Regions from separate parts of the Mus musculus genome. Here region 2 is linked to region 1. The links are chromatin loops, found by intact Hi-C in ENCODE. Cell type or tissue: heart. All regions are shown on one strand. Links, peaks and the distances in the headings refer to the core of each region. The heading gives the core; the rest is flanking DNA. Region 1 has its middle 27 kb from the start of Cst3. Region 2 holds the start of Gzf1 (GDNF-inducible zinc finger protein 1).

What was found. Peaks named below come from ENCODE experiments on the same cell type or tissue, not always from the same donor. Only the 100,000 strongest peaks of a DNase experiment are listed, where the experiment ranks them.
Region 2: a loop joins it to region 1, with 4 times the contacts of the local background. A loop is called at or near these places in 2 of 42 quality-filtered maps.

The regions. Positions count from the first base shown.
Region 1 is chr2:148,900,771-148,903,680 of GRCm38, forward strand. No RefSeq gene overlaps it. Among named protein-coding and RNA genes, the nearest start is that of Cst3, 27 kb to the left of the region's middle. In heart, for the core only: a CTCF peak has its summit at 1,705; a DNase peak (open chromatin) is centred at 1,751; H3K27ac peaks cover 277 bases.
Region 2 is chr2:148,680,170-148,683,079 of GRCm38, forward strand. Gzf1 (GDNF-inducible zinc finger protein 1) reads left to right here and starts at 951. Exons shown (of 6, transcript NM_028986.3): 1 at 951-1,046. Gm46771 (a long non-coding RNA gene) reads right to left here and starts at 775. Exons shown (of 2, transcript XR_001783505.2): 1 at 656-775; 2 at 109-276. In heart, for the core only: a CTCF peak has its summit at 1,411; DNase peaks (open chromatin) are centred at 882 and 1,482; H3K4me3 peaks cover 2,161 bases; H3K27ac peaks cover 1,682 bases.

The sequences.
Region 1 (2,910 bases), core at 211-2,710:
CCCTAAGTTCCCCAGCCCATGCATGTCTCAGGACCAATCCCCAAAGGCAAAGGACTGGTGGATGCTCTGCTTTTTTTTTTTTTTTTTCTTTTTTTCCTTTTTTTGTGGAGAAGCCATACTTCTGTTTAGGACACTTTCATCAGGACTGCCATGTTGGGTGGCCTACTTTGGACCTAATAGAAGACAGGTATGGTTGATGACCTACTTTTGTGCTTTTTGTTGAGGAAGGTTTGACTGCTCATAGTTTTTTGTGCCTTCCTTCATAGGAAGTTTAGGAATTGCTTTCCAGAGTGTCATTATATTGAAGGATTCCATTGAATATGCGAATTACTTTGGTAGTATTGAGGTAGATGAAGGGAGACCCACTTTTTTTCAGGGGTACTGAGTAGGTGTTACTCATTCTGCTAGTACTGCACAAATTGTCTTAAATCCTAAGTTTGTCAAGTTCTTGTTAGCAGGACTTTTCTTTTGTACATAAGTAAAGACAGTGGGGAATGGAGCAACTCGACACCTTTATTAGTAGTTATTGGCTTCTTACTGCCAATCCTTGATTGGAAGCACTTCCATTTCAGAGCCAGATGTCTGTCTGACACTGTCTGCAGACCACTTTGAATGCATTGAAGCTTCACTGAGCTAAGTAAGTATACAGCCACCACAGCTGATCTCTTTGAATGCTGAAGGTGCAGCCTCAGCCAGAGTATCTGAAATAGTTTTGTATCTGAGGTTTTACTGTCACAAACTAGTGAACACTGGGAGACACCACAGCTATTCTTGCCTATACCAGAGGGAAGCACTTTCCCTGGCCGTCTAATAGAGGGCCTGCTGTGACTGGATCAGAAGCAAGGTTTAATTTGCATGTAAGGCTCCCTGTGATTGCATGTAAGGCTCCAGCATTGTGATAAATCAGCTCTTGAGTGTGAAAGTCATTGCTAACATAACCACCACGGATAGCTAGGTTTTTGTTTACTGTTATTTTGATGAGCTTTGTAAAGTGCAGCCCAAGAATAAGGAAGATCCAAAGTGGGGACCCAGAATGCCAGGAGGGAGCATACAAATGCTCTAGCACATGGAGAAAAGGAAGCTTTCCCCTGGCTGCATGGGCCAGGAGAAAAGGAATTGTAGACAGGGTATTTTCAGACAGAAAACATCATGGACAGGCAGAATTAAGGGAGATAGGATCCCAGTCCAGAAAAAAGCCAAACTAAAACAAAACATGAACTTGAGCTGAATGAGAATGTGTGTATGATGAACCTTAGTTTTGGCCCTAACTATATAACCTGACTCCATCCCAGATTGATCATATACTGGAAGGAAGAAAATTGATTATACTCACGCCAGTGGTCCTAAGAAGACATAAAGACAAGAGTTGAGAAAGCAGAGATGTGAGATAAAGACGGAGCGAGGAGGAGAGGTCAGAAATCATCCAAGCTTAGGGTTTCACATATCACATATCACCTGTTGTGAGTTCTTCTCACTGAGGCCCATTTTTTCACCCCTATCTTCATTCTGGGTAATATAGTTTTAAGACTTTCAGCTAAAATTGGGAAAATAGAGACTGGTGCTGTAGAAAAGGAAGCTGCTGCCATCTGCTGTCACCTTTGGTCAATGCCCAGTGTCACTAGGTAGTCCACAGCAGCCAGGATAGTGTGTGGTGTGGGGTTCCCCAAGGCGCAGGACAGCGCTCATTTATGTTAGGTGTTCTGTCTCTCACTGAGGACACCGAGTCTACCCCAGAAGCCACCCCCAGTGCGAATTGGGGCTGACTGGGAGTGCCAGGAGCAGAAAAATCACCAGTGGTCCAAGTCTGCCCTCTTGTGGTCATTATCACCAGGTGCAGGATGCGGCCCAGCACTAAGACTCAGCTCAGGATGGGTAGGGTTTCCCCCCCTTAAGGTTCTGCATGTGTGGTTCTTTCCCCAAATCCACTTCTCTCTTTGCGTTTTCATATCTAGTTCTTTATCTTCCTTCAGATTAGATTAAATGTCATCGTCCCAAATTACATTTCCTGATAGTTCTTTTCTCTGTTGGATAGTATTTGGTTCTAAGCCCCGTGAAGACCACGATTTGCTCATCTCATTCCTATAATGAGTCTATTTCTAGCGCAGACCCTGAAAGATGATGGACGTTCAATACACATCTCAGCGAATATGTACTTATACGATGAACATGCCCTTGTGAGTGCGCCAGAGACTTTCCCAGAGTGGTTGAATTCTTTCCACGTGAACCTGATATAGTATTATCTCATGACAGCATCCAGCCAGGCTATAATGACTCTAATAAAAATGTGTTAAAACTGCCATTTTGATTCAGTGGCTAAAGTTAAAATCTATTTTCATTCTTCTACATGCAGACATCCTGTTAGACTAGCACCATTTGTTGAAGATGTTTTGTTTTCTCCTTTGTATGGTTTTGGCTTCTTTATCAAAAATCAAATGTCTATTTTATGTCTGAGTCTTTGATTTGATTCCATTGATCAATGTGTCTGTGTCTGTACCAATACCATGTATTTTTTTATCACTATTTCTCTGTAGCACATCTTGATGTCATGGGTGGTGATTCCTCCTGAAGTTCTTTTATTGTTCGGGATTCTTTGGCTATCCCTGGGTTCATTAGTTTTCCATATGAATTTGAGAATTGTTCTTTTAAGGTCTATAAAAATTGTGTTCTTTGTAGGACTTTATGAAAATGAAGGGAAAACATACTCACACTTATGGGACATAATGAAAGCTGTATTAAGAAGCACATTATGAGCATCAACCACCTTCCTAAATAAATTGAAGAGGTCTCAAGATAGCAACTTAATAGCACACCTGAAAGGTGTAGAACAGCAAGAAACAAACACATCCAAGAGAAGTAGATTGCAGGGAAATAAACAAACTCTGGACTGAATTCAATAAATTAGACACTAAG
Region 2 (2,910 bases), core at 173-2,672, 220 kb before region 1:
TTCTGTGTAGCAAAACAGTTTATGGCTTATCACACACACACACACACACACACACACACACACACGTGTATTCCAAGATATAATCATCAATATCTATTGAAGTCATAGTTTAAACTAACTTCACCTTGTAAGAACTTTTATTTCAGGTAATTGGCTTAATTCAGTGGCTAGATCGCCTCTTTGCAGCAGGAGCTAGTTAAAAGAACAAGGCATTTGGGAAGTTGAAGGAGCTATCAATCTCGTGGGCATTTCTACTTGAAATAGCCGGCTTCCACCCTAGAGAAAGACACGGTCTGTATTAAGACAGAGGCCAGTTAGTTTTCTAGAGGATTAGATATATTTTAAAGGGAGGAAAAAGCACTGTTTCGCTAAACTAAATGTTCAACGAAAGAAGTGACCAGAGACATTCTATTCTCAGCAAGAAGAGGTCTAGCTGGCTGGTGGCAGTAGGGAGGCGACTTCGTAAAGCTTTAGCAGTAGGTGGAAGCATGATCAACATTTACCGGGAACTGGAAGTGTCAGGCAGGATTTTCTAATGACCAGGTTTTAATTAAGATCATGAGTGGGATTTAAAGCGGAATGATTCAAGAAATACAAAGCTGCGCCAGCCTTCCCATCCCACCCCGGCCGTGCCCTACGCCAAGACTTGACCCACCGAGGCACCCCGGAAGGCTAGAAAAATCCTGCTTCCAGCAACCTGCTGACCAATGCCTAGCTGCGCAGCTGGAGCTTGTCCCAACTTTGTCAAATAGCTCTGCCCCCAACCACTGCGGTGTTCTGCGCAGGCGCGGCCTTGGATAGACGCTGGTGGTAAATCCGGGATCTGCTAGCTAGGGGCCCTGCTCAAACTCACGTAAGATCACGTAACCAACGGCCGGAACCGCCTTTGCAGCTGGAGGTGCGCGCGCAGCGCCTTCCTAGCCTACGGGGGGCGGAGCCCACTAGGGGGCGGGGCGCGCTCGTGGCGACCAATCCGCGGACCCTGCGGTCCGCTGTCCCTGCTGGCCTGGGCCAGGGTACGGGTCCGTGGAGGCACTGGCTAAGAGGTGAGCGTGCTGCCGACTGGTTCGTCTTCTAGGCTGTCCTCTGTCTTCTGTCCCTTGGAGCGGCGGGCTGTGGGGGATGTAGGCACAGGACGGGGAGTACGGGGGTGCGGCGGGACAGGCCGAAATGACCACGCAGGCTGGACTCTGGAGGCCGGAGGAAGGGCTGGACCTTGCCGCCAGAGTTCATTCTCCCTGCGGCTTTGGAAGATCATCGGTGGTCCGGGACTCGGGGTAGCCAAGGTGGGGTCAGAGGTGGTGCAGTCAGAGAGGCCACCGACACCGACCTTTATTCCCTGCCTGAGAGCCAGGATCCCTCTAGGGTGGGCAGGCTGCGGAGAACAGCGTCTCCTGGAGGCCTGGCCTGGGAGTCCCGACCCCGGGACTACTAGGCGACCTTGGTGAGGAGGCTAGGCCCACCCTGAGACGGCCGAATGCCAATGAGTTACAATGGAACACAGCTGTCACTAGACCTCAAATAGCCGCTCGCTATGACCGGTGTCTGCCCCCAGGGGAGGTAAACAGGGAAATCTGCTCAGGGCCTTCTTGGCTGATGGTGAAGTCGCTGCCAGATCTCCTGGAAGAACTTCGATTTCCCTTGAGGGACCAGGGCGAGGTGTTAGGAAATCAGGCTGGCCGTATGGGCATCGGGCCAAGAGGGGTCTTCAGCTTTAGTCTTCAGGCTGGGGCCGGGGATTCTGAAGAGCATTGGCCCTTGAGTACTTGCCTCTTGTCTCTCTCATACCAGTATTTCCTTTATTTAAGCTTCCTCTGTAGGTAGGTAGTGTTCCCTGTAGAGTCCCCTTTAGTCAACATGACATTCCACAGGTGCCAAATTTACAATTGCACTCTCTAGGAGTCTTTTCTGTGTTTGAGACTGGAGATTTTGGGTAGTGGTCTCTTGAATGAAATGGAGAGGCAATGGCAGATCCAGGTAGACATATGGAATCCAAGGTGATGTCTAGCGTCAGGTGAAGGAGATCTAGGAATGCTCTGGAGGGTGGAGACTTGGAGACCCATGTAAGCCTGGAAAAGGAAGTTAGATTCAGAGACAGAGGACTCTGAGAAGAGTGCACAAAGCAGAAGACAGGAAGTTGGGCTAGCATTTTGGAATCCAGGACAGGAATCTTGGGGGATATGTTAACTGCAGGGGAATAACCTTTCATTTGGTGAAGCTGGAGTTGAGGGGGTTGTTGACAAACTATAGTTGAACCAAGACGGGCATGAGGCTCCGGTTCAAGATGCCCATCAGCCAGCTAATCATACTGGCCTGTCACCCGTAAGATGAGATGTCCTTTACAGGTGTGTAGGAAGCCCACCATGAACCAGCAAAGGTCAGACAAGTTGGAAGTGTTTGCTATGTTGTGTTCCATAAAGGCTCAGAATGGCTGGGTCTTCAAGAGGAAGAAGTGAACGTCCAGAGAAGCTTCCCACTTGCTCAAGGTTACACAGTTTGTAAACGCTCTGGAACTTGAATTATTTCAGGAGAGCAGCTCAGTTTACCTGGTGTTTAAGGACATTGCAAATAAGGATGGGTTTTAAGCTATTTTTCTAGGAAGTGCTGTTTTCAGTGGTAAAAGTGATTATCAAATAACAATTTCTTGCTCAAAAAAACCCAACTAGATGTAAATTTTCCTATACTTTGGAATATGTCTTTGAGTAGATTAGAAAATAACCTTGATAAGCAAATTACTGCCTTAATGAGTTTCACTAAAGGTGAACTTATCATTTGTGCTCAGCACTGGGGGAAGGCTTGCCAGTATTGTTTTCATGAGAATATTTCTCATGAAAGCCTTTCTGGGACTTTAGAAACTGATAAGAAGTGAAGTGTAATTGGACTCTGTGTTCTATATGTGTTTTTTTTTTT